Regions from separate parts of the Homo sapiens genome. Here region 2 is linked to region 1. The links are chromatin loops, found by intact Hi-C in ENCODE. Cell type or tissue: heart right ventricle. All regions are shown on one strand. Links, peaks and the distances in the headings refer to the core of each region. The heading gives the core; the rest is flanking DNA.

What was found. Hi-C counts contacts between places; a loop is a spot of excess contacts. Peaks named below come from ENCODE experiments on the same cell type or tissue, not always from the same donor. Only the 100,000 strongest peaks of a DNase experiment are listed, where the experiment ranks them.
Region 2: a loop joins it to region 1, with 6 times the contacts of the local background. A loop is called at or near these places in 4 of 110 quality-filtered maps.

What each region holds. Positions count from the first base shown.
Region 1 is chr1:145,835,128-145,850,363 of GRCh38, forward strand. It overlaps POLR3C (RNA polymerase III subunit C), which reads left to right. Exons shown (of 15, transcript NM_006468.8): 8 at 1,367-1,447; 9 at 1,688-1,739; 10 at 2,409-2,469; 11 at 2,929-3,079; 12 at 4,763-4,864; 13 at 4,989-5,038; 14 at 5,795-5,944; 15 at 7,212-9,275. The coding sequence ends at 7,293. NUDT17 (nudix hydrolase 17) reads left to right here and starts at 10,503. Exons shown (of 8, transcript NM_001012758.3): 1 at 10,503-10,705; 2 at 10,886-11,069; 3 at 11,306-11,331; 4 at 11,471-11,563; 5 at 12,123-12,221; 6 at 12,456-12,592; 7 at 12,985-13,137; 8 at 13,250-13,827. The coding sequence starts at 10,514. The coding sequence ends at 13,352. PIAS3 (protein inhibitor of activated STAT 3) reads right to left here. Exons shown (of 14, transcript NM_006099.3): 13 at 15,105-15,142; 14 at 13,395-14,585. The coding sequence ends at 14,319. RefSeq lists enhancers at 9,577-9,706, 10,487-10,856, 10,907-11,166, 14,554-15,236. In heart right ventricle, for the core only: CTCF peaks have their summits at 10,469 (motif pointing right), 10,673 (motif pointing right), 11,219 and 14,456 (motif pointing right); DNase peaks (open chromatin) are centred at 10,564 and 11,255; H3K4me3 peaks cover 1,435 bases; H3K27ac peaks cover 2,159 bases.
Region 2 is chr1:145,775,489-145,792,590 of GRCh38, forward strand. It overlaps RNF115 (ring finger protein 115), which reads right to left. Exons shown (of 9, transcript NM_014455.4): 2 at 13,420-13,478; 3 at 9,051-9,108. Among named protein-coding and RNA genes, the nearest start is that of RNF115, 40 kb to the right of the region's middle. In heart right ventricle, for the core only: no CTCF peak of the experiment used is centred there; no DNase peak of the experiment used is centred there; H3K4me3 peaks cover 3,028 bases; H3K27ac peaks cover 6,796 bases.

The DNA.
Region 1 (15,236 bases), core at 7,176-15,175:
GAGCAAAACCCTATTTCAAAAAAAAAAAAAAAAAAAAAAGGCCGGACGCAGCAGCTCACACCCGTAATCCCAGTACTTTGGGTGGCCGAGGCAGGCAGATCACCTGAGGAGTTCAAGACCAGCATAGTCCAACATGGTGAAACCTCATCTCTACTAAAATTACAGAAATTAGCCAGGCATGGTGATGGGCGCCTGTAATCCCAGCTACTTGGGAGGCTGAGGCAGGAGAATCGCTTGAACCCGGGAATGGGAGGTTGCAGTGAGCTGAGATCGCACCACTGCACTCTAGCCTGGGAAACAGAGTGAGACTCTGTCTCAAAAAAAAAAAAAAAGTTTGGTATATATCTTTATTCAGACCTTGCATACTCTAACATATATGTGGGTATATGTATTTTTTAACCCCAAAATGGGACTATTCATATGGCTTTTTGGTTGGGTTTTGTTTGTTTGTTTTTGTTTTTTTGTGACAGAGTCTTGTACTCTTTCACCCAGGCTGGAGTGCAGTAGCGCAATCTCAGCTCACTGCAACCTCCGCCTCCTGGGTTCAAGGCATTCTCCTGCTCATCCTTCCGAGTAGCTGAGATCACAGGCACATGCCACCACGCCAGGCTAATTTTTGTATTTTTAGTAGAGACAGGGTTTCACTGTGTTGGCCAGGCTGGTCTCGAACTCCTGACATCAAGTGATCCTCCCACCTCAGCCTCTCAAAGTGCTGGCATTACAAAGTCGTGATCCACCACACCCAACCTAGTCATACTGTTCTATAACTTGATTTTTTATATGACAGTGTATGTAAAACTTCCTTTCATGTTAGTTTCTGTAGATTTGTCTCACTCTTCATAATGACTGTATCATATTCCACTTAATGGCCGTGCTATATTTTATTTTAGTGTACTCGGTACTGGTCATTTGGGTGTTTCTAGTTTTTTACTCTTACAAACAATCCTGCTGTGAATATTTTTGGACAGTTTTGTGGTAACTAAAATTAAAACTTTTTTTTTTTTTTTTTTGAGACGGAGTTTCGCCCTTGTAGCCCAGGCTGGAGTCCATTGGCGCAATCTCGGCTCACTGCAACCTCTGCCTCCCAGGTTCAAGCAGTTCTCCTGCCTCAGCCTCCCAAATAGCTGGGATTACAGGCATGCGCCACCACGTCCAGCTAATTCTGTATTTTTACTAGAGACGGGGTTTCACCATATTGGTCAGGCTGGTCTCCAACTCTTGACCCAAAGTGATCCACCTGCCTCAGCCTCCCAAAGTGTTCGGATTACAGGCCTTAGCCACTGTGCCCGGCCTAAAACATCTTTATTTCAGTAAGGTCAGGAGTTCTAAGTTCCCAAACCCATTTTAAGTGTCCTTTGCTCCATAGATCTTCAGATCCCTACCTGTTGGCTATAACATCTCTAAGCAAGTTCTTGATCAGTATCTCACTCTGCTGGCAGATGATCCAGTAAGTCTGTTTTTGCTTTTTTTCTTTTTTCTTTAGCCTGTACTGTTGATAATTTATTTCTGCACTGATACCTAGTGTCATCCTCCTGCAGAGTTATTCTCTACCTAGCCAGCCCAGACAATTTCTCCACATCATTTGATAGGAGGGCTACCTGCTGCAGACTTTTGGTCAGATTTGTTCCATTGGAAACAGAATCACTGGACTTTCCGTTCAGTTAACACTCTCTCTTTTTCTTAATAGCTAGAGTTTGTTGGAAAGTCTGGCGACAGTGGTGGAGGAATGTATGTCATCAGTATCCTTACCAGTTATTTCCTTAGAGTCAGGCAGCCTGACCTATAAATCAGAATGGTGCCTTAGGAAAGAAAGATTTGGTAATGTTTATTATACTAAATAAATTAGAAAATTGAAGTAATTGTTAAATAAATTTTTCTATGAATTTTCAGTGAACTGCATTGATGATGAAGTAAAAAGAGGCCAGGCATGGTGGACTTTGGGAGGCTGAGGCAGGTGAATTGCATGAACCCAGGAGTTCAAGATCAGCTAAGCAACATGGCAAAACCCCATCTCTACCAAAAATACAAAAACTAGCCAGCTGTAACGATGCATGCTTGTAGTCCAGCTCCTCAGGAGGCTGAGGTGGGAGGATCGCTAGAGCCCAGGAGACAGACGTTGCAGTAAGCTGAGATCATGCCACTGTACTCCAACCTGGGTGACCCTGTCTCAAAAAAGAAAAGGAAAAAGGACTTTTAATCAACCAAATTTTAGTTAAGCAAAACCCTTACTTAAACACTTGTATTAAAGTTTTGGAATATTTATGTACCATGACTGAAACCATAAATTATAACATGAAAAACAAAATAGCATTTAAAATTTAATTATAAATTAGAAACTTAGGAATAAAACTCAGATCACAATAACTAGGCCAAAACATTACTGAGTGACCTTAATTCTCTACATAAAGACCTCCATAAGGCATTAGCATCCCTAGCCACAGCCACTCTGGAGTCCGTCGTACAGGAGAGGTAAGGGGGACACTGGTTGGGTTTGGGATCACATACTTCCTATCCCCAGTGAAGTAATTTGATCATTATGTAAGCCACCAATATAACCACACCTTGGCATACTTTTCCCCATTTTTTCACTGGACTCCTATGGATCTCATGTAATACTGCTCTTTACCTTAAAATAACCTACTGTTTAATTCCTACCGATGCAAATTAACCAGCCTCCCTAAAGCCTTTGCTTACAAATGTAGGAACTGTGGCACTCAAATGAGTCAGCAGTTGGTGACTGCCTTATGATTAACAGCAGTTGGTGATGCCTTACCATCACCAACCTATGGAGCTGTAGAATAATTTTCTGATCACTGTTCCTGTCTGGTACTGGCTTCACACATGGAATAGAACAACCACCCCATCTATGACTGGGAACTAAAGCTGATCTATGTTAGCATGCCATTTGCTTTCTTCATTCCTTTCCAGATTTGGGTCTCGCTGTGCTAGAATATTCCGTCTAGTTTTGCAGAAGAAACACATAGAGCAGAAGCAAGTGGAAGACTTTGCAATGATTCCTGCAAAGGAGGCAAAGGATATGCTATATAAGATGCTCTCAGAAAATTTCATGTCACTCCAGGTAACCAACCAAGGGCGTAATAATTGCCAACCAGCAAAGCTGGCCTAGGGTGAGAGAAGCTTCTTAGGCAAACATACTGAACCCCCAAGCAAACTCTATATCCAGCTCTGAGACAGAAAAACATGATTCACAGAGACATAGCGAGCACTTGGAGGATAATTTGGGGCCTTAACTGCCCTAGTGAGAAAGAGGTGGCCGGGCACGGTGGTTCGCGCCTGTAGTCCCAGCACTTTGGGAGGCCAAGGTGGGCAAATCACTTGAGGTCAGGAGTTCGAGACCAGCCTGGCCAACATGGTGAAACTCCGTCTCTAATAAAATACAAAACAATTAGCTGGGCCTGGTGGCACACGCCTATAGTCCCAGCTGCTCGGGAGGCTGAGGCAGGAAGGAGACTCTCTTGAACCCAGGAGGGGGAGGTTGCAGTGAGCCGAGATCAAGCCACTGCACTCTAGCCTGAGCAACAGAGTGAGACTCTGTCTCAAAAAACAAAAAAAACAAAAAACAAAAAAGAGGCAGAGCCAGGACATCACCCCAAACCCACCCTGCCTTTTTTTCTCTTCTCATTTCTGTCCTTCCTTAAGCCTTAATTCTGTTATAGTTTAAATTTATCAACACATCTAACTGAGTCTTTGCAGGGCTATTTAGTAGAGCATATGAGTAAATAGATAGAATGGATTTTTGGAGTCAGATTACAGCTCTGCCTTACCCAGTTACATTAAGCAAGTTACCACGTTTCCCATCTATAAAACAGTGATGGATGGTGATAATAAAAATAATATGGTTGCCAGGTGCGGTGGCTCATGCCTGTAATCCCAGCACTTTGGGAGGCCTAGGCGGACGGATCACTTGAGGTCAGGAATTCGAGAATAGCCTGGCCAACCTGGTGAAACCCTGTCTCTACTAAAAATACAAAAATTAGCTGGGCGTGGTGCCGTGTGTCTGTAATCCCAGCTACTCAGGAGGCTGAGGAAGGAGAATTGCTTGAACCTGGGAGGCAGAGGTTGCAGTGAGCCAACATTGTGCCACTGCACTCCAGCCTGGGCAACAGAGCAAGACTCTGTCTCAAAAATAATAATAATACGACTTTTTGTAAAGATCAAATAGAATTTACCTGGCACATAGAGTTGTTCAGTAAATGTTAGTTGCCCTCCCTTTCTTCCCCAGCTCAGGATGCTGACAGTCAAATGGAAAAAACAGGGAAGCCCAGCTCTCCATTTGACTGATTATGACATAAACCACAAAGACTGGGCCGGGCACACCTGTATTCTCAGCACTTTGGGAAACCAAGGCGGGATGATCACTTGAGCCCAGGAATTCAAGACCAGCCTGGAAAATATAGTGAGACCATGTCTCCACCACCCCCAAAAGATTAAAAAATTAGCGGAGCATGGTGGTGCATGCCTGTAGTTCCGGCTACTTGGGGGACTGAGGTGGGAGGATTGCTTGAGCCGGAGGTGGAAGTTGCAGTGAGCTGATATCATGCCACCGCACTCCATCCTAGGTAACAGAGCAAGACCCAGTCTCAAAATAAATAAATAAAATAAACACAGGTACTGAATGACTAGGAAACAGGAAAGTGTAAGTAAAAAGGAGGGCTAAGTAACTCCAGGTAGAATGAGTGTGTGCTTTGCCAGTTCTAAAACAGTATAATTTCTGCTATTTTTCTTTCTATTGGACAAATAGGAAATTCCCAAAACACCAGACCATGCCCCATCCAGGACCTTCTATTTATATACTGTGAACATCCTGTCAGCTGCCCGAATGTTGTTGCACAGGTGCTACAAGGTAACTCAATCTGGACCTTCTCCCCATTTCCTCCATACGGTCAAGTACCCCTCATGTGCCCACTTCGCCCTGAGCTGCTGAAATAGAACTATGTGCATTCCTTGTCTGTCTTCTCTTTCCTCAGAGCATAGCCAACTTGATAGAAAGGAGGCAATTTGAAACCAAAGAGAATAAGTAAGTAACATTTTCAGTTGAGTTATTTACATCTTTCAAGATCAAGGGCCTCAGGGGAAATTTCCTCTAGAAATAGGAATCAATAGACGCTGGGCCTGGCAGGGTGGCTCATGCCTGTAATCCCAGCACTTCGGGAGGCTGAGGCAGGTGGATCACTTGAGGTCAGGAGTTTGAGACCAACCTGGCCAACATGGTGAAACCCTGTCTTCACTAAAAATACAAAAATTAGCTGGGCATGGTGGCGGGCACCTATAGTCCCAGCTACTCGGGAGGCTAAGGCAGGAGAATCACTTAAACCCAGTGAGTGGAGGTTGCAGTGAACCAAGATCACGCCACTGCACTCCAGCCTGGGCGACAAAGTGAGACTCCATCTCAAAAAAAAAAATTTTTTTTTTGAGAAGTAGGAACCAGTAGAGATAGCAACCAGTCTACTTGCATTGAATCATTGGCTTAGATTAGTGTAAATCATGCATTAGTCTACACTTTTCTAACATGCTCCCAGTGAAATAATTTTTCAGATTAAATTTGTGAGAAACGTACAAAAGCACCAAACTTTTAAGTGCAAATGAGAGGCAATAAGAATTTCAGGAGTGAAGTTATATTTCCAAATAAGTTTGTAGAAAATGTCCTTAGAAGGTGACATTATCTACTTTGATCAGGAAAATGGTAAAGGGTGGTGGGTAGTGCCTCAGACACACGTGGTAAGAGAATCTCCCAGGTTAGGGAAGATGTCTCAGAGTTGTGTTTGTTTGACAGGCGTCTACTAGAAAAATCTCAGAGGGTAGAAGCCATCATTGCATCTATGCAGGCTACTGGTGCAGAGGAAGCACAGTTACAAGAAATAGAGGAGATGATCACAGCTCCTGAACGTCAGCAGCTAGAGACCCTGAAACGTAATGTCAACAAGTAAGCATCATAAACTTCAGACCTGCATTTCAGAATACCATCCAGAAAATCCATTTTGACCTCCTGTAACCCTCCAGCTTAGCATGAGCAAACCTAAACTCACTGTCTCCTCCAGCTCACTTAACAGAATTTAATCCACCTATTTTTGTAAACTAGCAATTCTGAAGATGTTCTGAGCTTCTTCTCCATCACCATATACACTCTCTTGTTCATCAAGTACTGATAAATTTTTTTTAAGAGACGGGGTTTTGGCTGTGTTGCCCAGACTGGCCTTGAACTCGTAGGTTCAAACAGTCTTCCTGCCTCAGCCTCCCAAGTAGCTGGGACTACAGGCAAGTGCCACTGCGCTGGCTTAATTTTACTTGAGTCATGTGTCTCAAATCTGGCCTTTCATCTTGGTCCACACGCAGGCCTTCATCACCTCTTTCCTAGACCTTCACATTTCAGTGCACAATTTGTGCACCTCTTTCATTAAATTTATTTCTTAAGTATTTTTTTGGATACTAGTTTAGTGGTCGCTTATTTCAGTTTTAGATTGTTCATTGCTAGTGTTATACAAAAACAACCAACTTTGGTGTTGTGATTTTGTATCCCACAACTTTACTAAATTCATTTATTAATTCTAGTAGTTTTTTTGCAGATTCTTTGAGATTTTTTATAATAGGATTATGTCATCCATGAATAGAGAGAGTTTTACTTCTGTCTTTTCAATCTAGATGCCTTTACTTTTTTTTTTTCCTGCCCCATTACCCTGGCTAGAACCTCCAGTAAAAGGTTGAATAGAAGTACAAAAGCAGACATCTTTGTTTTGTTTCTGATCTTAGGAGAAAAGCTTTTAGTCTTTCACCATTAAGTATGATGTTAGCTGTGGGTTTTTCCTAGATGGCTTTTGTCAGGCTGAAGAAGCTTCCATTTCTTCCTAATCACCACTCACTTTAAGCTTCAGACACTCTTAGTTTCTTGCTATTTTAAAACACACTAGGTCCTTTTATACCTGTGCCTTTACGTTCGTTTTCCTGATTGCAAATGAAGACTACCTTCCCCCAGGACAGAGGCTCTGTATTTTGTATTCTTAGCAGTTTGCATGGTGTCTGGCACATAAAGATGCTCGGTAAATAGCAAAATGATCTACTGGTTCTCCTGCTTTCTTTCCATCCACTCTCAAGGGTAACCAAGCAGTTATCCATGGCCACACCCACCCTAACCTCTAATCTTAAATATGCTAATGAACATTCAGTCTAGGCAAATGCCTTTACTTTTCACTCAGGTTGGATGCCAGTGAGATCCAGGTGGACGAAACCATCTTCCTGCTGGAGTCTTACATTGAGTGCACCATGAAGAGACAGTGATCCAGAAGAAGCATCTTCCTCAGAAGATCTGGGGGGATGGAAAGCAAAATAAAGGAGGTGCCTGGATGCATTATTTGCAGTGGGATAAGTCGCAGAGTCTTCAACTAAACCCCCCTCTCTATCCCCTGCAGCCCAGGATACACCTGAAAGAATTTGGCATATTTAGATCCATTGCTGTAGTCTCCCCTCATCAAATCTTGGCAGTGGGAAGAACCTTAAATCAACAAGGTTAATCATCTATCAGATGCATCTGTTCCCATAAAGAAGTTACCCACACCTATGGTTACCTATATCCCTGGCAATAGGAAACTTCCTAAGAAGTTAATTTTATTTTCAGATGTCTATGCCTGTTCTTTATTTTGTTGAGATAGGTGATAGATAGATAGATAGATAGATAATTTGTTGTTGTTGAGACAGGATCTCACTCTGTCACTCAGGCTGGGGTGTAATAGCGCAATCACAGCTCCCTACAGCCTTGACCTCCTGAGCTCAAGCAGTCCTTCCACCTCAGCCTCTGGAGTAGCTGGGACTACAGGCATGCACCACACATACCCAGCTATTTTTTATTTATTTATTTATTTTTTTGTAGAGACAGGGCCTCCCTGTGTTGCCCAGGCTGATGAACTGTAATTTTTAACACACACAGTGTAGGGAATGTGAAAGACTATCACAGAGTAGAAGAAAAAATTATTTTCAGGGTTAGCAGGTGGATTGTCCCAAGCAGTCACACTAGAATCTGTGGACTGAAGCCACATTTGCCAGCTCCAGGCTTCTAACACATCTGAAACTGTGTATGTAGAACAGCTAGCTCAATGCCTGGCATATGGTAAGCACACAGTAAATTAGCGCCTTCCTCTTCTCCATGGTTCCTTAAAACTGGCAACGCTAAATTCTCTCTCTCAGTATCACGGATATAATTTGTCCCAGCAGCTTTAATTCATTTAAAGCAGTTAGATGTTTTATAATATCTTCAGTTTTCTCTCACCAATGTGTTTTCTAATTGTTTAAACACTTGAGTGTCAAACAATTGCCAGCCACCATACTAAACACAACATACAAGGATAGATAAATAAGACACCATCTCTGCCCTCAAGCCAGTCACCATCATTTACTAAGCACCTGTTTTGTGCTAAGTACTGGGGTAAGCCTTGGGGATATAAAGATTAATAAATTTTGAGCATACAGTCTAGTAGGAGGAGACAAATAAGTACATAAGTACCAGGAAGTATTAGGGGTGCTACAGTAGAAGAGTAAACACTATGTACAGAGAGGCCAGAAAGGGAAAAGGGTCAGGCAGGGAAGGGAACACAGAGAGTGACAATGTATAGTTTGAAAGATGAGGATGCTTTATTTGCAAACTATCTTAACAAGGGATTCGTAACCAGAATATATAAGGAGCTCAAACAATAGCAAAAAGAACAATCCAACTTAAAAATGGCCAAAAGATCTTAATAGGTAGTTTTCGAAAGAAGATACACAAATGGCCGACAGATACATCAAAAAATGTTCAACATCACTAATCAGAGAAATGGAAATCAAAATCAATGAGATAACATCTCACCCCAATTCATTACTTTTATCAAGAAGAAAGAATGAATGCTAGTGAGGATGTGGAAAAAGGAGAGCCCTGCCTGGTACACTGTTGGGAATGTAAATTGGTACAGCCACTGTGGAAGACTACAGAGGTTCCTCAAAAAACTAAAAACAGAACTATGCTCCAGCAGTTCCACTACTGGGTATATATATATCTCCAAAAGGAAAGAAATCAATGTATCAAAAAGATACCTGCACTCCCATGTTTATTGCAGCAGTATTCACGATAGCCAAAACATGGAATCAACCTAAGTGCCCATCAATAGATGAAAGGCTAAAGAAAATGTATTATTCAGCCATAAGAATGAATGAAATCCTGTCATTGGCAGCAACATGGATGGAATTGGAGGTCATTATGTTAAGTAAAATAAACCAAGCACAGAAACAAATATTGCATGTTCTGTCTCACATAGGAGCTAAAAAAGTGGATCTCAAGAAAATAAAGAATAGATTGGTAGTTACCAGAGGCTAGGAAGGATGGGGAGGATGAAGAGAGGTTGATTAGTGGGCACAGATAATACAGTTTGAAGAAGTAAGACTGGTGTTGGATAGATCAGGGTGGCATAGTTATTAATTTACTGTACATTTCAAAACAGCTAGAAGATAATTTTGATGGTGCCTAAATCCTGTAATCCCAACACACTGGGAGGATCAGTTGAAGCCAGGAGTTCAAGAACAGCCTGGGCAACAGTGAGATTTCATCGTTACAAAAAAATTTAAAAATTAGCCAGGTGTGGGTAGTGCACATCTGTAATCACAGCTACTCAGGAGGCTGAGACGGGAGAAGCGCTTGAACCAGGGAGGTGGAGGTTGCAGTGAGCTGAGATGGCGCCACTGCACTCCAGCCTGGGTGACAGAGCGAGACTCCGTCTCAAAAAAAAAAAAAGGCCGCGCGTGGTGGTGGGCGCCCTGTAATCCCAGCTACTACTTCGGAAGCTAAAGCACGAGAATCGCTTCAACCTGGGAGATGGAGGTTGCAGTGAGCTGGGATCACACCAGTGCACTCCTGTCTGGGCTGTAGAGTGAGACTCTCAAAACAAAACATCACTCTGGCAGCACTGTAGAGAATGAACTGGTAGGGGCAAGACTATTTGGAGACTTGCAATAATATTTCAGGCAAAATACGAGGAAGGCTTAAACTAGGGCAATGAATGAAGGCTGGAGAGAACATGGGTTTGAGGAAGTTTAAGGAGATAGCATCTGCATACTTGGTTGCCATTTGAGTGAAGTGAAAGGAGAAGTGGTATCGAAAATGTTATTTGGTGTGTTTCGCTTGGAGATAATTAATTCGAAGTGATGCCTGCTGTAACAGGTGTGCATAGTGCTGTAGAGGATGCTTACAGTTCAGCTTAGGGCTGGTTGGAAGTAACATGTGGGTCCTGAAGTCATTCGGTCTGGGGGTCATTGTCCTAAACAGAGAAGATAGGAAGGAATAGGAGCTGAGCATTTAGAGGTATTCTTCTTTGTGGTTTAATATTATACCCATGGGTCATCCTCAAAAGATGTGCCCTTATTTCCCCGGGGACTTTCGGAAACCCCGCTACGACCCCGCGGAACGTTCCGAGGGGAAGCTTCTCTAGGCCACCAGAGGGCGCCAGGCGGGCCGCAGCGACTCCAGAGTCGCGTTATGGCCGAGGTGCGGGTGCAGCTGCTCCTGTCCCGGCGTCCGGAGTCGGTGAGCTTCGCACGGAGTGTGTGTGGCCTCCTGGGAGCCGGACCAGGGCTCGGGACGTGGCCCATTCACTGCAGCTTGAAGCGAGGACGGCTTGTCCTCTCGAGCAGGCCCTTCCCAGGCGCCTCCGCTAGGCTTCCGCTCCAGGTCGGCAGAAGGGGGCCCCAGAGCGGGGGCAGTGAAGGGCCAAAGATGGGGACTGAAATCGGGTGGGAACTGGCGGCGAGGACCCCGCCCCCAACGCGCGGTGTAGCCCCATTTTTGGAAGTCACGCCCACCCAGTGCCGCCCTTCTGAAGCCTTAACCCAGCTGGCTTCCTTCTGCCAGCGACCCCCTTTCTGCCCTTTTGCGGCCCTGGAGGAGCGGCCCAGGGTCCCTGGGGCTGAGCTGCCCACAGATCGAGGTGTGGACCTGGGTGTGGCCGTCATTCTGCAGTCCAGCGACAAGACTGTCTTGCTAACCCGAAGGGCACGCACCCTGAGCGTTTCCCCCAACCTCTGGGTACCCCCGGGTGAGTATTCTGGGGACAAGGCCCCAAGTACAGAGAAGAAATTTGCCCTTTCCCCGCAACAATGTTTTTCCCAGTCTCAGAAGGATAAAGTGGGCCCCAAAATGTGGCATGTTCATAGTCACAAGGGACTGCAACTCCCTCTGTGTCCACTGGAGGGGAGAGGAGTGTCAACAGTGAGTGGGGGCTCCCTGGCCAAGACCACCACCATTCACCTACTGGCCCCACTGTTGTTGCAGGTGGGCACGTGGAACTTGAGGAGGAGGTAACCAGTCAGCTGATCCAACCTGAGCCAAGAGACCCATGCCTGGGACCATCTTGGGTGTGGGCTGAGGGAGAGGCAAGCAAAAGGACTTGGAAGAGTCAGGCACTGGCCCCTCTGATGTGTCTTCTCTGACTCCCAGCTGCTGGACGGAGGGCTTCGAGAACTTTGGGAGGAGAGTGGACTACACCTGCCCCAGGGCCAGTTCTCTTGGGTCCCTCTGGGTTTATGGGAGGTGAGACAAGTAGCTGGGAGAAGCTCCTCCATAGATCAGCCCCTACCTGCCTTGGCTACAAGGGAAACAATAGCACATAAGTGGGCTGGAATCCCCAAATCCATAACCCTCACCCATGTCCCTGCTGTGTCATCTGTACCATCCACGCCCTCAGCTTTTGGCCACCATTTTGTTTCACCCTAAAGCTGTATTAACAAAGTCTCAAAAAGTGACACAAAGGGCCGGGTGCGGTGGCTCACGCCTGTAATCCCAACACTTTGGGAGGCTGAGGTGGGCGGATCACCTGAGGTCAGAAGTTTGAGACCAGCCTGGACAACATGGCGAAACCCCGTCTCTACTAAAAATACAAAAATTTTAGCTGGGCGTGGCGGCAGGCGCCTGTAATCCCAGCTACTCTGGAGGCTGAGGCTGGAGAATTGCTTGAACCCAGGAGGCAGAGGTTGCAGTGAGCCAAGATCACGCCATTGCATGCCAGCCTGGGCGACAAGAGCGAAACTCCATCTTAAAAAAAAAAAAAAAGTGACGGAAAGTTCTCACTTTTGCTGTTTTCTTTTCCTAGTCTGCCTACCCTCCTAGGCTGAGCTGGGGTTTACCCAAATACCATCACATTGTTCTGTATCTACTCGTGATCTCCCAGGAATCACAGCAGCAGTTGCAGGTAGGGCTGGCAGTGAGGGAAGGAAACAGGGCTCAGGGGAGCCCAAGCAACCTGGTTCTGACTGTGATTAGGAGCTGGGCGGGGGTGGCGGGGGTAGTCAGAGATAACGAAGAATATGCAATGCCCTTTCCCCTTGCTCCTGCCTTTCTCCATGAAACCTGCGGGTAGGTTTTGATCACGAACAGGCAGCCCAGGGAGAGGCAATGACTGAGGGGTCACCATGTCTGACCCCAGGCCCGGATCCAACCAAACCCAAATGAGGTGAGCGCCCTTATGTGGCTGACACCAGATGTAGCTGCTGCAGTGGCTGCCGCAGAGGATGGGACAGAGACACCCGGACTTCTCCCCCAGGACCTACCACCCTCTGTCCTGTAAGTAAGAGCTTCTCCCTCAGCCTCTAATACACCAACATATTCATGTTGAGAAGTTCAGCGTCTATCCTGTCCTCAGGATGGAATTTTGTGTTGTGGGGGAGATTTAAGGAGAGTGGGTCAGCTGATAATTAAGAAGGTACATGAAATCTAAGACACTGACCATCAAACCCCAAAGATTCTTGCTCTAACTGGCTAGCATTGAAGGTCTAAGTGTCAGTTCTAACACAGGGGCAAGTCATTTAACCCTCCTTGAACCTGTTTCCTTTCTGCAAATGAGGTCAACACCCACCCACCTCCTGTGGTAGTTGGGAGGATTCGGGGACCTAACATATATGTAAGTTCTTTGTAAGCTACAAGGCACAGCCCCAACAGGAGTTGTCACCATGCAGTGCAGTGGAACTAGAGGAGGATGGAAGAGCCCGACCTCTGGTCCTGCACATGTCCACCCTCCTGCGGATGATCCCAACCATGGCAGAGGACAAAGAGAGAGTCAGCACTGGAACCAAGTTTGCCCTCAAGCTCTGGCTGCAACATCTGGGCAGGTAAAAGTGAAAAAGGACTGGAGAGCTCCACAGTACTGGGCTGGAATGGTCTAGTTTTTACAGGCACGGGGGAAAGCAGGAAAGGACAACCTCTCTTGGAATTCCTCCACAGAACACCCCCACCGTGTAAAAGTGCAGCTTACCTGGACCCAGGGCCAGCAAAGGAAGAATGGAACATGGACCCTCTTCCCCCAAACCAGGGGTCTGGAAAGTGAAGTGTAAAATCCCCTCCCTAGCCCATCTCCATGACACTCACAGAACATTCACAACCTTTATTATGGGTGAGAGCTTCACTACAACTTTAGAAATAAAAAGTAAAATTACAACATAGGTCCTAGGCCTTGGCGAGCCTGAAAAAGAAGATTGGGAAGGAGGGCACAGGGTCCTTCCACCTCCCTGGAAAGGTGCAGAATGAGCCAGGCCTAACTACAGGGCCATGAGCCTCTAGAAGCTTAGGGGGGAATAAGAAACACTGTGAACTTAGATATATAAATAGAGAGAGACCCAAGCAATAGGCCGGGCCTGACTCCCAGACCCCTGCAGATCATGGCTAAGGCCTTACATCCTCCTCTGTCATACTGGAGTAGGAGGCAGGGGAAGTCATCTTTGGAGTATTTTGGTTTTTCTTATTTATGTACAAAAAAGTCCACATCCACAATCCAAAATAAAGTTCTCTGTCCATCTCTGAAACTGCCTGTCTCAGTTTTTCCACCTGTCTGTTTGGCCGAAGGGAATGGAATAGACATGAAGAGACAATGGATGTGAAGAAGAAATAGAGCCATGGGTTTGGGTAATAAGAAGAGAGAGCATTTGGGGTTCAAGAGAGGTGCCCCTTCCCCAAGAGGCTCTAGACATAGTCAAGGCTGAGGGTTCAGCCCTTCTCCTAGCTCACATACCATCCCATTTGCCTCCCACTGCCTAGGTTAACATACCCAAAGGAATGTGCCACCATCTAAAGAACATTTCCAGAAACAGACCCCAGTGTCCTTAAAAAGAGGTTAAATATTAACCCTTTGGGTGCTGGCCTTGTCAGGCAGAGATGAGGCCAAAAGTAGGCATCTGTGAAGGTCTGTCTGGCCCTTGGCCAGAGCCCCCAGAGGGATCAGAGTAGCTGGGGTTGGGACTCCACAGCATACTTGCTCAGTGTTGGGGGACAGCGAAGTTTCCATAATCCAGGGAACTCAGTCCAGGGAAATGATGTCTGACCGACAGCCAGTCAAAGAGGGACCTGAGGGCAGGGGTCCTCCATGCCCCTCCCTCAAGGCCCCCCCAGGGGCCACAATGCTGCTGACACGGCCAGGAGGGGGCGCCGGAGTGGCGCTGCAGTGGGAGCTCCCCAGCGTGGGGGCCAGTGGGCCCAGAAAGTGAGAAGGGGTCCCTCGGTACTGGAAGAAGTGGCCAAGGGCATCCTGTTCATCTAGTGAGGTGATGACAGAGGGGCCATAGTGCTAGGAAGAATCAAGGGCATAGTTTAAGATCTCAATCCCGACTTCCCCACCTCCCAGTCACTCATCTCAGAAATGCCGTATGAGAGCAATCAACCCCTGTGGATCCGAAGGTATTCTCTTGAGAAGCAGGAGAGCCTCTCCCTCTTTCCCCTACTTCCCTACACCCTTCCCCTTTCCCTGCCTTGAGAGAGCTCCTCCAACTTGTTAGGTTCTTGGCTTTGTGGGCGTCTGAAATGTGTGGAATGTCCGGTTAGAGCAGGCATGGTGCTCTAAGTGCACACGGGGGTAGGGGTGAGTAGGCCAGGGCAGAAAAGTAACAGGGGATCTAGGAAGGAGGCCTAAGTAGGAATCTCAGGAACTACCAGTGGGGCTGAGGAGATAATAAGATACCTACACCCCACTGCCCTCACGGGAAAGCAGATTTACATCCCCAGAGATCATAAGAGAGGGAGGGGCCCCATCAGTGTCTAGAAAGGAAGCTTCAGAGATCTGAGACCTTCTGAAGAAAGAACCACTTACCTGACTCTCTGTCTGAAGAAATGAAAATAAATCTAAACCTGGCAGGAAAAGAAAAATCAAAATTAACCTCCTATCTGACCCCTTTACCACCAAAAGACAAAGCACTGTGGACTGTGGCCCCTTGCAGGAGAA
Region 2 (17,102 bases), core at 4,986-12,985, 62 kb before region 1:
AGGCTCAAGTGATCCTCCCACCTCAATCTCCCAAGTAGCTAGGACTACAGGGATGTACCATCACACTCAGCTAATTAAAAAAAAAAATTCTTTTTAGAGATAAGGTCTAATTTTGTGGCTGGTCTCAAACATCTGGCTTAAAGTAATCCTCCTGCCTCGGCCTCCCAAAGTACTGGGATTGAACCATGAGCCTCTGTGCCCCACTTTAAAATATCTTATTGTAACCGGGCGCAGTAGCTCAAGCCTATAATCCCAGCCCTTTGAGAGGCTAAGGCGGTGGGGGGGATCACTGAGGCCAGAAGTTCGAGATCAGCCTGGCCAACATGGTGAAACCTTGTCTCTACTAAAAAAATTAAAAAATTAGCCGGGCATGGTGGCATATGCCTGTAGTCCCAGCTACTCAGGAGGCTGAGGCATGAGAATCACTCAAACCCAGGAGGCAGAGGTTGCAGTGAGCCGAGATCACTCCATGGCACTTCAGCCTGGGCAACAGAGCAAGACCCTGTCTCAAAAAAATAAAAATAAAAATAAAAATAAATAAAATAAAATATCTTATTGTACTATACTCACCTGTTTTCAGGCCATGGTTGACCACAGGGTAAGGGGGGGGCTACTGTACCAATTCAGACTCCTACCAGAGTATAAATGCTTACATTTACCCCTACTCTGACCAACATTTTTTTTTTTTTTTTTTGAGAAGGAGTCTCGCTCTGTCACCCAGGCTGGAGTGCAGTGGCACCATCCTGGCTCACTGCATACTCCGCCTCCCAGGTTCAAGCCATTCTGCTGCCTCAGCCTCCAGAGTAGCTGGGATTACAGGTGTCTGCCACCATGCCCGACTAATTTTTTATTTTCAGTAGAGATGGGGTTTCACCATGTTGGCCAGACTGGTCTTGAACTCCTGACCTCAGGAGATCCACCTGCCTCGGCCTCCCAGAATGCTGCAATTACAGGCATTAGCCACTGCACCCAGCCTGACCAACATTTTTTTAAAGTTTTAAAAATTCTAATATATAAGCTGAAGAACAAAGAGTAATATGCAGAGTAAAAACATCAATTAGATTTCTCAGCCAGGCACAGTGGCTCACATCTGTAATCCCAGCACTCTGGGAGGCTGAGGCGGGTGGATCACCTGAGGTGAGGAGTTCAAGACCAGCCTAGCATGGTGAAACCCCGTCTCTACTAAAAATACAAAAAGTTAGCTGGGCGTGGTGGAGCATGCCTGTAATCCCAGCTACTCGGGAAGCTGAGGCAGGAGAATTGCTTGAACCCGGGAGGCAGAGGTTGCAGTGATCTAAGATCGCGCCATTGCACTCCAGCCTGGGCAACAAGAGTGAAACTCTGTCTCCAAACAAAAAGATTTCTCTAAATACTGGTGACATAAAACACCTTTTCATTTTAACTGCCATTTGCGCTTCTTATCAAATCTGCCTTATTTCCCTTTACTTTCTAATTATAGTCTTCATCTATTAGAGATCACTGGTTTCTAGTCTGAAAAACGGTCTAGAACACAAGAATTCTCTTGACCCAAAATTCCAAAGTAAACACGACATTTAAAAACCTAAAACTATACTTGTCTTCAATAAGTGAAAAAGTACGAGCAGACTCCTCCATGTTCTCAATCATCTATCTCACTAAGGTGAATTATAAGAAATCTATGATTCCCTTACTATATACAATTCCACAACATTTGCTCACAGAAGACAACTCTCAAAGTAACCATTAGTTTCATTATAATATAAAAATGAAATATTTAAAATCTTGACTGGCAGAAAAGTCAAGCACCAAGTTCATAATACTCTGCTTTGATACTAACATACTTTAGATGACTATAAATTGTTACCACACCTAATAATATACAAAATTTCTAAAGGATCCATGCTTAAAAACAGCTTCAACATCAGCATGAGGCATTTTCCTACTAGTATACAAAGTGCAAATTAGTGCAAATTAATAGTAACAGTCAATGTATTTGTGGCCTATTTTAATCTCAAAATAATAGTGTACCCTGACCAAAGAACACAGGATGGAAAAGCACACCTCACAAATTTATACCAAATCAGCACTAAGGATAAAAATAGCTTCAGGTCATTTGTCTCTGAGTAGACTTAGATAAGCATAAAAGAAAAAAAAAATAGCTCATACAACAAAACTGGGTATTCAGGACACAGCTTACATAAGTAAAAACTAATAGGGAACACTATCATAGAGTTTTGCTAAAACAGTCTAAAGAATCACAGAGACAGTTTGACAAGTTTTGCCTTGAAAAACTGAAAACATTACTCTGAATGTAAGTATAATGACAGTATTTCTGAAAATATTTGGGGTGAACTATTTACACATTCAAAATAAAAAACAGGATGGACAATATCTTCCATTTGGCAGAACTTGCTCTACACTAACCATGATCACATCAGCACTTCTTAAAATATTATGGTCTGTTCCTCAATGAGTTGAACAGTTACCATATGACGCAGCAATTTCACTCCTAGTTATATAACCAAGAAAATTAAAAACATATGATCACACAAAAACTTGTACAAAAATATTTACAGCAGCATTATTATCCATAACAGGCAAAAAGTGTAAACAACCTAAATGTCCATCAACTGATGAATAAATAAAATGTGGAATATCCATACCATGTAGTATTATCCAGCCATAAAAATGAAGTACTGATACATGCTACAGCATGGATGAACCTTGAAAACAGTATTCTAATTAGAAAAGAGTCAGTCACAAAGGTTCACATATTGCATGATTTCATTTATAACAAATATCCTATATAGGCAAATCCATAGAGACAGAAAATAGATTGGTGGTTGCCTAGGGCTGAGAGAACTGTGGAGAAATATGTAGTGACTACTAATGTGTATGGGGATTCTTTTGGGGATGATGAAAAAGTTCTAAATCAGTGGTAATAGTTGTATAACTCTGTGAATATACTAAAACCACTTAGCTGTACACTTTAACAGGGTGAATTACGTAGTATATGAATTATATCTCAAAAAATAATATTAGAGTGTATAAAGATGAGTCAATTAAGGGTAAATAATTTTATAATTATTAACCTTAGAAATGTAATCTTGAAAAAGTTCACAGGCGATTTTGTGAAAACATTAAAGCAAAGTAAGGAAGATACTCATCACCCCGAAATGTTTCCTCGTGTGCCTTTGTAATCCTTCCCTCCTGCCCCTTCCCATCCCCAAGCAACCCCTGATCTTTCTGTGGTTTGCATTTTCTAGAATTTTATGTAAAGGGCATCATATTGTATGTACTTTTCAACAGAGGAATGATGTAGCTGATTAGTGAATAGCAAAGTCTAATCTCTAGTGATTTCGCATTTCTCCAGCAAGTGGAGTTCATGTATTAGGAAGTTGCACAAATGCAAAGTACATTGTTCTGATTATGTGTGCCTGCTTTGCAGCCTCTAATTCTCAGGTAGGTCATCCTGTATAAACTTAGGATGTCCATTTGACCACAGTTCAACTTTGTGTTCCAATTCAGCTGAATAAAAATTAAATTTTTATATCCATCTGTCTGGTGTTCTATGTTTTCTCAGTATGTTCTAGACTCAGGTAAAGGAAGTATGATCGATGATCAACCATCATATATAACTAGACATGCCTAACACAGGATAATAGTTTAATAAATATAATGTAGCCATTAAAGAATATGAAGTCCTAATTTTTTTTTTTTTTTTGGAGACAGGGTCTCACTCTGACACCCAGGCTGGGGTGCAGTGGCACGAGCTCAGCTCACTGCAACCTCTGCCTCCCAGGCTCAAGAGATTCTCCCACCTCCGCTTCTCGAGTAGCTGGGACTACACACATATGCCACTACACCTGGCTTTTTATTTTTATTTTTGTAGACACAGGGTTTTACCATGTTGCCCAGGCTGGTCTTGAACTCCTGGGCTCAAACAATCCGCCTGCCTCCGCCCTCCCAAAGTGCTAGGATTACAGGCATGAGCCACCACGTCCAGCTATAATTCTAATAACTATAGAGAGACAAGTAAAAGGTTTATGACATAATACCAAGTAAATTTTTAGAGGCAGAAATACAATATACTCTTATGACAGCAACTCTAAACAGTTATGAGGTATGCACATGAGAAATGAGAAGTATTTTGCTAAAAAATGCATAAAGCTATAATCAAGTAATGACAATATGGGATATTTCTTTATTTTTTGAAACGGAGTCTCGCTCTGTTGCTCAGGCTAGAGTGCAGTGGCACAATCTCAGCCCACTGCAACCTCCGCCTCCTGGGTTCAAGCGATTCTCCTGCCTCAGCCTCCCGAATAGCTGGGATTACAGGTGCCCGCCACCACACCTGGCTAATTTTTGTATTTTTAGTAAAGACAGGGTTTCATCACATTGGACAGGCTGGTCTGGAACTCCTGACCTCAAGTGATCTGCATGCCCGGCCAATATTTCTCATTTTTAAAAAAGCTTAGGCCCAGGCACGGTGACTCAAGCCCGTAATCCCAGCACTCTGGGAGGCCAAGACGAGAGGATGACCTGAGGTCAGGAGTTCCAGACCAGCCTGGCCAACGTGGTAAAACCCCATCTCTACCAAAAATACAAAAATTAGCCAGGTTTGGCGGCGGGGGCCTGTAATCCAAGCTACTCGGGAGGCTGAGGTGAGAGAATCACTAGAACCCAGGAGGCAGAGGTTGCAGTAAGCCGAGATCGTGCCATTGCACTCCAGCCTGGGCAACAGAGCGAGACCCCGTCTCAAAAAAACAAACAAAAAAGAGCTTAAGGTTGTTATTTTTCAGTAACTATGCCTTAGGACAAAATCTGAAAGGAAATGTATGGAAAAGGGAGCTCTTAGAATAGTGAAACTCGGCCGGGCGCAGTGGCTCACACCTGTAATCCCAGCACTTTGGGAGACCAAGGCGGGCAGATCACGAGGTCAGGAGATCGAGACCATCCTGGCTAACACGGTGAAACCCCGTCTCTACTAAAAATATAAAAAATTAGCCAGGCGTGGTGGCACGCGCCTGTGGTCCCAGCTACTCAGGAGGCTGAGGCAGGATAATCGCTTGAACCCAGAAGGCGGAGGTTGCAGTGAGCCGAGATTGCGCCACTGCACCCCAGCCTGGGCAACAGAGTGAGACTCCGTCTAAAAAAAAAAAAAAAAAAAAAAAAGTGAAACTCAAGATACATATTTTTAAATTTTTTACTGCCACTATAATGCTGCTTATGTAACAAAAACAAATAACAAATTTTATTTAAATACATATAAATCAGCTCAGAGCACCCTGCCCTCTTGTGCATACCTGAGAGCTCTTTTTTCCAGAAAGCCATGTATCTTATTTTCTCCCAATCTGAGGCAGCAGCCAGAGCCACTCTTGCACTGAAGCAATCCATTCAGGTAAGCTGAGACTCTAAGATCAGATGACCCACTGGCACCAGGTCGTGGTCAGAAGTTTGCAAGTAATCAATGAAACCTTCAGGTAGCTATGGGGCTCACTTTCTAGATTACCACCAGGAAGCTTAGTATAGCAATGTCTTCTCTCTACAAACTGCTAGCAATATTTTCAGATTCACTCTCCACCGGCCCTCACACATTATTCAAACACTGCTCCCATGTAACTGGCAACCCTCCCCTACCTTCTCTCTATCCCATTAGTCTCTTATCTCCTACCCCAGTCTCATTTTTTTAAAAAAAAGTCAATACTGATTTTGACAGAAATTTTCTTGGAATAAGCCTCTTCTAATATAGACAGTATTTTAAGAATTCAGCTATCAGTAAATGTTACTTATAGAAAATAACCACTTCATTGTACAAGCAGCTCCAGCTAAAGAAAAATAGAGCAAAACTGAGCATAAGTCTTTGCCGAAATTACCAACTAAAGCAGGGAAAAGAAAAACAACTTTAGTTTCTATATATAATTTTATTTCTAAGTTTTTTCTTCAGGGACATGAGCATAAAACCTTATAGCTTATGAATACTATTTTGAGATAATTTTCACATCTTTGCTTATCTAAATTCCACCTACTCTTCAAGGCTCCAGTGCAAGTTCTAACTTCACTATGAAGTCTTAATAATGGCTAAAATGTATCAAGCACTCACTAGATGGTAGGCACATTGCGGTCTACACACCTAGCATGTATTAACTCATTTAATCCTCGTAACATCCCTATGAGGGAAGGATGATTATTTCCCAATTTACAGACAAGGACAAGAGAGGCACTGAGAGATTCTAAGTAACTTTGCCCAGATTACACAGCCAATAAGTGGCAGACACAGGATTTGAGCTCAGGCAATCTGGTTCCAGAGGCTGTGTTCTTAATCACTGTTATATGACCTCTCCTCAAGACCCTGGCCCACCTTAACTCTTCCTTCTACTATACTTGTTACATATACCCCAGAATAAATTTATTATACTCTGTACACTTTTCCTTTTTTTTTTTTTTTTTGGAGATAAGAGTTTCACTCTTATTGCCCAGGCTGGAGTCCAGTGGTGCAATCTCCGCTCACTGCAACCTCCGCCTTCTGGGTTCAAGCAATTCTCCTGCCTCAGCCTCCCAAGTAGCTGGAATTACAGGCGCCCACCACCATGCCTGGCTAATTTTTTGTATTTTTTAGTAGAGATGGGGTTTCACCATGTTGGCCAGGCTGGTCTTGAACTCCCAACCTCCCGTGATCCACCTGCCTCGGCCTCCCAAAGTGCTGGGATTACAAGCGTAAGCCACCACGCCCAGCCTTCCTTGTTTTCTTAAGTGTTTGCACTTGCTCCACAACAAAATTAAGTTCCTTTCAGGCAAGGCAACCATGACATTTACTTCCTGCCCCTATTTCTAGGAGAGTGCTATGTATGAAACATTCAGTATATACTTTCAGCCAGGCACAGTGACACCTGCCTGTAATCCCAGCTACTAGGGAACCTGAGGTGGGAGGATCACTTAAGCTCAGAAGTTCGAGTCCAGCCTGGGCAATAAGGCCCCATCTCTTAAAAACACACACACACACACTTCTTAGCTAATTTATTAAAAATCCCTGGCAACATCTAAAGAACACGAAGTTACAAGCTATGAATCAGCAAAAATACTTTAACACCTGAAGGATAACTCATGCCATCAGTGTTGGATTTAGCATTACTAAAGTTAGGAAACTGACTACATATATTTGTTTTTCTTCTTACTCAATGCATCTCTTTCTGGTGAGTCATACCTACAAAATTGGCAGACCGATCTATTTCCATTACCTAAAAGAGAACACTAAAGAAAAATCAAATGAAATTTCTTCTTCTGCATATGCCTAATCAGTAAGTGACAATCTGTGTTATCACAAATAGCACACACAAGAGGAAAGAATACTGAAATCATAAAGGCTTCCAGGACTGGCAAACAGAATACATTTTATTGTATTTTACTTTTTTGAGATGGAGTCTCGCTCTGTCACCCAGGCTGGAGTGCAGTAGTGCGATCTCGACTCACCTCAACCTCTGCCTCCCGGGTTCAAGCGATTCTCGTGTCTCAGCCTACCATGTAGCTAGGATTACAGGCTCATGCCACCATGCCCAGCTAATTTATTGTATTTTTAGTAGAGATGGGGTTTCACCATGTTGGCTAGGCTGGTCTCGAACTCCAGACCTCAGGTGATCTGCTCACCTCGGCCTCCCAAAGTGTTGCGATTACAGGCGTGAGCCACTGTGCCTGGCCCAGAACACATATTAAATAATGTTTTTCAATCCATTAAAATGGGAAAATAAAAATGCAAGTTCAAAACACGATCTGTCTGGAATCACTCTAATCAACCCGGGCAGTTCAGAGTTAACCAAAACTCTTAATACTGTATATTAAGAAGTAGCACAGACCATAAGCAGAAAAACCACCCTAAATAGAACAGGACCATTACCCAGACAATGTTGATAAATCTAACAACATCAAAATGTGGGGGCTACAGGTCTTAAAATAATTTTCAAATAATAAGGGAGAGAAGCTTAGGGTTTTACAGGCTTCTTATTAAATATCACTTTTCAAATATACTACTAGTACAATTTCAATTTACATACAAAACAGTGAAATATTTTGCTATCTCTCTAGGCACTTCGGCTATCTCTGGAAAAGGCTAATGTGATCCTAAAACATAAAGAAATCCTGATTATGGGATTTAACTTATTTCTTCCTTTTAGCATCTGTCAGCTTTCTAGAGCTGAACAAGTTGTATGGCAATATAGGGTACACATACAAACAAGCAAAAGAAAAACGTCAGTGTTTTTTATAGGCTGACTGGTACCTTCTGGGTTGTAGTCTCTAAATGATTAAAAACAAAGAGTATTAATGCCACTGAATTATACACTTAAGAACAGTTACAATGGTTTCTTTTTTTAAAAAAAAAAAACACAACTAAAGAGACTTTAGGTCAATGGACGAAGTGAAAAAAGAAAATTACTCTGGATTCAATATAAAATGGTATTCAAGAATGAAGACTAATGCCCTGTTTTCAAATCACAGTTAAGATTTGTTTTTCCCAAAAAATATGGACGCCACATTATAAGAAGATATAGAAATTATTTACAGACCCCATCTTGGGATCTGAAAGGCAAGTAAACATCCTTAATCTACACCAAACTACTGTGTTGACTAGAGGTAAGCCCTGGAAATCAGTACCTCTGTACAAGGTTGAAGACTATTTCATTGTGACTTCGACAACTTATCCTGGCCTGCACTTTACCTGGTTGTCACACCACTAAAGCAGAGTCTGCAACACTGTTATTTCAAAAACAGCAAAAGCTTCTTATTCTCACACTGTATATACAATAACAAAGTAGAAAACAAGAATTAAAAACACTACCAGTTTAAAAGAATACAGTTTGAGGCTATTACTTTCTCCTAATCAAGGGTTTATCAAAGGTAACACGCCCAAGCCCCAGCTACTGAAAACACAAATCTTCCCAAGGGTTACTACGGCCCACATTTTTTCTTATACATTCAGTTAAACTCTGATGTTGTGCCACACTGGAAAGTTAGTATCTGCCATGATTTTAACACCTAACCACTTCTTAAAGAATTCCTACAGCTAAAGGAAAACTTACCTCTGCAAAATGTGTTGTTGTGGTATTGTCTATCCGACTGCCGCCACCACCTAAAAAACTAAAGAGAAAAGGAATGAGTGGTGATTCTATTCCCAGGAACAAGCTCCCCTCCCAGAAGCTAAATATAGAATGGCATAATGAGAACAAAGCCCAATAAGGAAAAATAACTCATCCCAACACAACACCTATTAAAGGAAATTATGAATAACTGGCATGTGAATTAATCTATGAAAAGTATCATAAACCACAAAATCAAGTGGTTTTCAAGGCTAAATCCAGTGAAAAATTGGAGAAGCCACCATAGAGAAGGAAGGAGGACCCACAGGCAGCAATGCAATTCGGATTTGACCTATCAAAAGACAAATATTTATCCTCAAGAACGCTAACAAAACAAAATGTTTCACTAAAAAACCATTCAACCACCAGATGAACACAACATTTGAGGCTACAATAGTTAATATTTCTTAGGAATGATTAAATGTAGTAATGTAAGGGGCCTGGTACTGTATTTAAAACATTATAAAAGGATTCAATAAATATTTCTCCCCCTACCCACCTTTCAGGACCCATCTCAAATGCTACCTCCTCCATCAAGCCCTTCTGAACTCACCAACCAAATAAGACTCTTCCACACCCTTCTGCACTCTCACTTTGATTCTAAAACCTACCTTGTATTATAAATATCTAGGATTTGCCACATCCATTTCAACCCATTTCCCTCCTTCATTAATATAAATTCAGAAGGCAAAGACTGCAATTTATTAATGCCTCAAATACATGTAGAGTGTTTAAGTGTCAGACATTACACAGTACTATCACCTTTTAAAATCCTGCAATGTCAATATCCTATATTGACACTCAAAAGTTGTTGAATTAATCACATGTGAAAATGATAAAATAACTATCTATTCCCAAAGACCCTGAAGAGTGGAGAGAAATATTAAATCCCATTGTCCCCATGAAATTTGCAAAGAACAAAGAAAACAAGTTAACACATCCGGGAAGAGGGGATGGAAAGAATCACAGGAACTGCTGGATACCACTTTTACTTCAAGAGACACACTTAAGCACACAAACATACAAACACTCACCCCAATGGTAAGTTCACAAACTACTACAAATAGTTTTCATTTGTAGGATTACAATACCAATCCAGGCATTGTGCTGAGCTCACTGAGGAAACAAACACACCCTAGTTAGTCTGAAACCAAAAGTGAAAAAGCAAAGCTAATGCCACTCTTTATGCAACCATTCTCAAGCCTTATTCCCTGATAAGAAACCATTTAATACCTGCATTAATTTCAGAAAAACGCTTTTGTAAAAATCACTCCAAATGTATAACAAGCCCAAAAGTACTTGTACATCTATGCTAAATAAACAGCTAATTGAACTACCACATACCATAAAAAACTACATTGAGTGGCTATGTATCCATTTGATTGCTCAAGCCCAGACAGGCTTCCAAGACTCTTCCTTCCTGCCTTTACTACACAGTTTCAGGGATTCAAACATCCTTGGTAATTGAAACCGCAACTCTTATTTTCTGGGGTTCTGCTCTCCCTGAAGCTACCTCACCGTTCCCTTTCCTTAAAATTCCTTTAAAGAATAATAGAGCTAATCATAGAGAAGGGATAATAAAAACCACCACATTGTTCTGAGAAATGTTACAAAGCTTAAGAAAACTTACAAGGTGCTCCTCTACATGGAAGTTTAAGAGCAGATGGAGCCCATTATCTAATATTTACATGCAAGGCCCTCCTCTTACTGGTTTTTACCCTCCACTACTTACCACTGCAATTGCTAAGTATTTAAATCAGCAAATGTTTATGAACTTTATAGAAGGAAATATCATACTGCCTCTAAGACAAGGATTCTAAGAAAAAGATTTCGTCTTTCATTTAAAACACTAATCTCTTTCAAACCACAGAGTCTTTGTATTTGAGTAAATTGCTACCAATAGCACCTATATAAGACAACCTTTGATCTACAAAGACACATAAAAGAATTAAGAACAAAAACCACAGAATCCACAGTTCCCTGCTAGACAAAGATTCATCCTACAGTTAATCATTCTCATTTATAACTGTATTTGCATAAAAGTACTATCTGCCTAAAGAAACCAGGGTTACTACTTGAAAAGTTGGCAAAAGATAAGCCCATTAATTGTTCTCCCACAACCAATATATCTTTTAATTAGCACATGCAGAGCATAAGTGCCTGAAATAAGTTATTTGATGCAATTATAATGGCACAAACAAAAAGCTATCCCAAGTTAGCATGCCATCCACACAAAATTGCTAATTTTGCAGTCATGCTAATCTTACACGTTTAGTGTTGGTATTGTACTATTTAAAACCAAGATGACATTTAACTGTATCAAAATAGATCCCATGCCACATATTGCCCCAGAAGCTCCAGCTTATTTACACATATAATCACCAATCATTAGTAAAGTAAAACTAATAGTACATACTGTAAAATGTGTAGTTTTTCCTGGTTGTGGAAGGGACCTTCAACTTTAGATTCTGCCAACAGTAACAGTAAAGGAATTACCTACTGCCATTAAAATCTCCAAAGTCACTCCAAGATTAAGAGGCTTCAGATTACAGATTCTTTTTGACCAGTCGGTACTTCTTCAATTTTCAGACGAATGTTTAACCAAATAGCCCCAAAAGAACAAATGTGCCATTTTGTTTAGCCAAAAGAGGCCATCCTATCAATGCTATTCTAAAATTTATTAAAATTTTAAGTTAGGCCAGGTGCAGTGGCTCACACTTGTAATCCCAACACTTTGGGAGGCCAAGATGGGCGGATCACGAGGTCAGGACTTCAAGACCAGCCTGGCAAACACGGTGAAACCCCATCTCTACTAAGAATACAAAAATTAGCCAAGCGTGGTGGTGCATGCCTGTAATCTCAGCTACTTGGGAGGCTGAGGCAGGAGAATCACTTGAACCTGGGAGGCAGAGATTGCAGTGAGCCAAGATCGTGCCCTTGCACTCCAGCCTGGGCAAAAGAGTGAGACTCCGTCACAAAAAAAAAAAAAAAAAAAAGAAAAAGATTTTAGGTTGGGCACGGTGGCTCATGCCTGTAATCCCAGCACTTTGGGAGGCCAAGGCAGGCGGATCACTTGAGGTCAGGAGTTCAAGACCAGCCTGGCCAACACGGCAAAACCCCATCTCTACTAAAAATACACAAAAATTAGCAGGGCATAGTGTCAGACACCTGTAGTCCCAGCTACTGGGCAAGCTGAGGCCCAAGAATCATTTGAACCTGGGAGGCAGAGGTTGCAGTGAGCCGAGATCGAACCACTGCACTCCAATCTGGCAACAGAGCAAGACTCTGTCTCAAAAAAAAAAGAAAAAAGAAAAAAGATTTTATAGTTTTGTTCACATAAACAAAAAAGGAATATGTAATAGTCACTTTCAGAAATATTTCCCCTTTTTATCAGCTGTATACCTTTATGAAGGCCAATAAGAACAAATTCCAAGCATTACAAACCCATATATTAATATCACCCTGGAAAGATGGCCTAAGTTTGACAGCAATAATCTTTTCTTTTTTCTTTTTTTTGAGACACAGTTTCACTCTTGTTGCCCAGGCTGGAGTCTTGGCTCACTGCAACCTCCACCTCCCGGTTTCAAGTGATTCTCCTGCCTCAGCCTCCCAAGTAACTGGAATTACAGGCGCCCGCCACTATACCCAGCTAATTTTTGTGTTTTTAATGGAGACGGGGTTTCACCATGTTGACCACGCTGGTCTTGAGCTCCTGACCTCAGGTGATCCACCCACCTCAGCCTCCCAAAGTGTTGGGATTACAGGCGTGAGCCACCACACTGGCCAAATAACCTTAATAAGAACAAGAGATTCAAGGCCTCCTCAAAGCAGAGTAACAATTGGTTTTCCTGGCTAGAACAGCCTGTTTACCTGATTAGGTATCTTTGTCAGAAGTCACTCCCTAACCCGCCAAAGAGGTATAACAGCAGTTTACCTTCAGACAGCAGAGTGGTCACTAAAAACCAACTAATAATCTAAGAGAAGCCCCAAGTCTCAGATAATAAATGAAAACTTACCAGATTTACTCTGACATGCGTACAGATGTACATGGAATGCCACATACAATCAGGAGCAGTGCGTATCACCACATCTGCTATGATATCACTTTCCAAATTTTCCCATTTTTCTTTCTTTTTCCTCTCCCATTCTTCTGCCCTCTCTTGTGCAAGCTCATGCACTCACTCTCTCTCTCTCACTCTCGCTCTCTCTGTAGAGTGTAAGTTGTAAAACAAATTCAACTTACTCAGTCCATGCTGAGAGAAAATAGTTTTGATAATAGAATGTCTGATTTATTCATGAGCTTGTACAATACCTGGAATCATCTGTCACTTCTTCAATAAAGCCTGATTCACATCTGGGACATATATATTCCTATAAAAGAAAGGAAGAAACAAATAAAACTTTTTCATTAGAAAGCTACGTGGTATCTGTAGTTTCAGAATAACATGCAGTATACAAGCTGAGGCTCTGAAATGTTCTATGTACTCGCTGACTCAAGTAGTTTTTGTTTTTTTTTTTCTTTTGTGAGACAGGGTCTCACTCTGTCACCCAGGCTGGACTGCAGTGGTATGATCATGGCTCACTGCAGCCTCCATCTCCCAGGCGCAAGAGATCCTCCTGCCTTAGCCTTCAGAGTAGCTAGGACCACAGGCACATGCCAACATACCTAATTTTTTTTATTTTTTGTAGAGGATGAGGTCTTGCTATGTTGCCCAAGCTGATCTCAAACTCCTGAACTGAAGTGATCTTCCTGCCTCAGCCTCCCAAAGTGCTGGAATTACAGGCATAAGCCACTGAGCCCAGCCTAGTTTTTTTTCTTTTTTTTTTGTTTTTCTTTTTGTTGCCCAGGCTGGAGTGCAATGGCATGATCTCGGCTCACGGCAACCTCCACCTCCTGGGTTCAAATGATTCTCCTGCCTCAGCCTCCCAAGTAGCTAGGATTACAGGCATGCGACAACACGCCTGGCTAATTTTGTATTTTTAGGAGAGACGAGGTTTTTCCATGTTGGTCAGGCTAGTCTCGAACTCCCGACCTCAGCTGAACTACCTGCCTCAGCCTCCCAAAGTGCTGGGATTACAGGTGTGAGCCACCACACCCGGACTTCTTTTTTTTTTTTTTTTTTTTTTTTTGAGATGGAGTCTCGCTCTCTTGCCCAGGAGCTAGAGTGCAATGGTGTGATCTCAGCTCACTGCAACCTCCACCTCCTGGGTTTAAGTGATTCTCCTGCCTCAGCCTCCCAGGTAGGTGGGATTACAAGCCCCTGGCTAATTTTTGTATTTTTAGTAGAGACAGGGTTTCACCATGTTGGTCAGGCTGGTCTCAAACTCCTGACCTCAGGCGATCCACCCGCCTCGGCCTCCGAAAGTGCTGGGATTACAGGCACGAGCCACCACGCCCAGTCCCGGCCTAGTTTTTTCTATTATACTCTGGCAAATATAGAATTCCATAAAATATTTGCAGAATTGCTTCATAGCTACCTAAGTGGTTTCCACTGACAGCTGAAAGGTAGAGTGTCAAAGATTTTTTTATTTTAAAATTTAGGTTATTTATTTGTTTATTTAGAGACGGAGTTTCACTCTTGTTGCCCAGGCTGGAGTGCAATGGTGCGATCTTGGCTCACCACAACCTCTGCCTCCCAGGTTCAAGAGATTCTCCTGCCTCAGTCTCCCGAGTAGCTGGGATTACAGGCATGCAACACCACGCCTGGCTAATTTTGTATTTTTATTAGAGACGGGGTTTCTCCATGTTGGTCAGGCTGGTCTTGAACTCCCGACCTCAGGTGATCCCCCTGCCTCAGCCTCCCAAAGTACTGGGATTATAGGCATGAGCCACTGCGCCCGGCCTTTTTTTTTTAAGACAGAGTTTCGCTCTTGCTGCCCAAGCTGGAGTGCAATGGCACGGTCTTGGCTCACTGCAATCTCTGCTTCCCAGGCTCAAGCCATTCTCCTGCCTCAGCCTCCCAAGTAGCTGGGATTATAGGCACCTGCCACCATGCCCAGCTAATTTTGTATTTTTAGTAGAGACGGGGTTTTACCATGTTGGTCAGGCTGGTCTCGAACTCCTGACCTCAGGTGATCTGCCTGCCTTGGCCTCCTAAAGTGGTGGGATTACAGGTGTGAGCCACCGTGCCTGGCCTATTTTTTTAATTAGAATGAATTCATCGTCCAATTTTTTCTTCAAATCTAACAAAAAAGCTCCACTATATACATATCAACGCAGTAAAACATTATAATAATGATGGGTATAGAAACTGCTACTTTTTAGTCTGGGCGCGGTGGCTCACGCCTGCAATCCTAACACTTTGGGAGGCTAAGGTGGGCAGATCACTTGAGGTCAGGAGTTCAAGACCACCCTTGCCAACATGGTGAAACTCCATCTCTACTAAAAATGTAAAATTAGCTGGGGTGTGGTGGCGTGTGCCTGTAGTCCCAGTTACTTGGGAGGCTGAGGCAGGAGAACTGCTTGAACCCAGGAGGCAGAGGTCGCAGTGAGCCCAGATAGTGCCATTGCACTTCAGCCTGGGCGACAGATCGAGACTCTGTCTCAAAAAAAAAAAGTAAGAAACTGCTACTTTTTACTATGTAAAGAAAGAGACTACTACTTTTTACTGTGTACATACAAAAGACATAAACTGGGCCAGGTGTGGTGGCTCATGCCTGTAATCCCAGCACTTTCGGAGGCCAGGCAGGCAGATCACCTGAGGTCGGGAATTCGAGATCAGCCTGACCAACATGGAGAAACCCCATCTCTACTTAAAAAAAAAAAAAAAATTAGCCATGGTGGCACATGCCTGTAATCCCAGCTACTCGAGAGGCTAAGGCAGGAGAATCGCTTGAACCCAGGAGGTCAAGGTTGGAGTGAGCCAAGATCACGCCATTGCACTCCAGCCTGGGCAACAAGAGCGAAACTCCACCTCAAAAAAAAAAAAAAAGAGAAAGAGAGACATAAACTGAATAACAGCATAAATCAATTTGTAGACTAGGAACAATGAGGCAGTACAATATTTCTATTCTATCTTCTGTTTATCAATGGTTCCAAACAAGACCTAACAATTCTCAAATACCCTACAGAAATGGCAATTCAAATAACCAAAACAATTCCATTAATTCAATTTCTATTTCCTTCAGTAATACATCTTTCTTTTAAGTAATATCAAGCTTTGGGGATAAGAATACACTTTAGAGACTGCCTTATAATAATTTTTTAAAGTATATTTTAACTACCTATTAAAATAGACCTGAGAAACACATTTTTTTTTAAACCTCATCCTAGACTCCAAAGGCATGGGAAAGACATTTTCAACCATTTTGTTTCTTTTTTATTTTTTATTTTATTTTATTTATTTATTTTTTTGAGACAGGATCTCACTCTGTTGCCCAGGCTGGAGTGCAGTGGCACAGTTTTGGCTCACTGTAGCCTTGACCTCCAGGGCTCAGGCAATCCTGCCGGCCTCAGCTGGGACCACAGGCACATACCATGACCAGCTATTTGTATTTTTGGTAGAGATAAGGTCTTGCCACGTTGCCCTGGCTGGTCTGAAAGAACTCCTGAGCTCAAGCAATCTGCCCACCTTGGCCTCCCAAAGTGCTGGAATTACAGGCATGAAACACTGTGCCCAGTTCAACTATTTTCTTATGCCATATAGTTTCTGAACCCTAAATTTTGTTTTACCTGAAGATGATGTAAGCTGTATTTGGCTCTTCAAAGAAAGACAGGATGGTAATTCAAACACTGAAACACTTTTTTTCTAAAGAGATGGGGTCTCATTCTGTCACCTAGACTGGAGTGCAGTGGCACAATCACGGCTCAAGGCAGCCTCGAACTCCTGTGCTCAAGTCATCCTCCCAAAGTGCTGGGATTACAGGCAAAACCCACCATGCCTGGCCCTCAAGTGCTTTTTTAAAAGAAAAAAAAAATCCCTCATGTCAAAAAGATTAGTTTCTTGAGGAGACAGTCAAACCAAGAAACAGCAAATTTAATACAATAATTGCTAT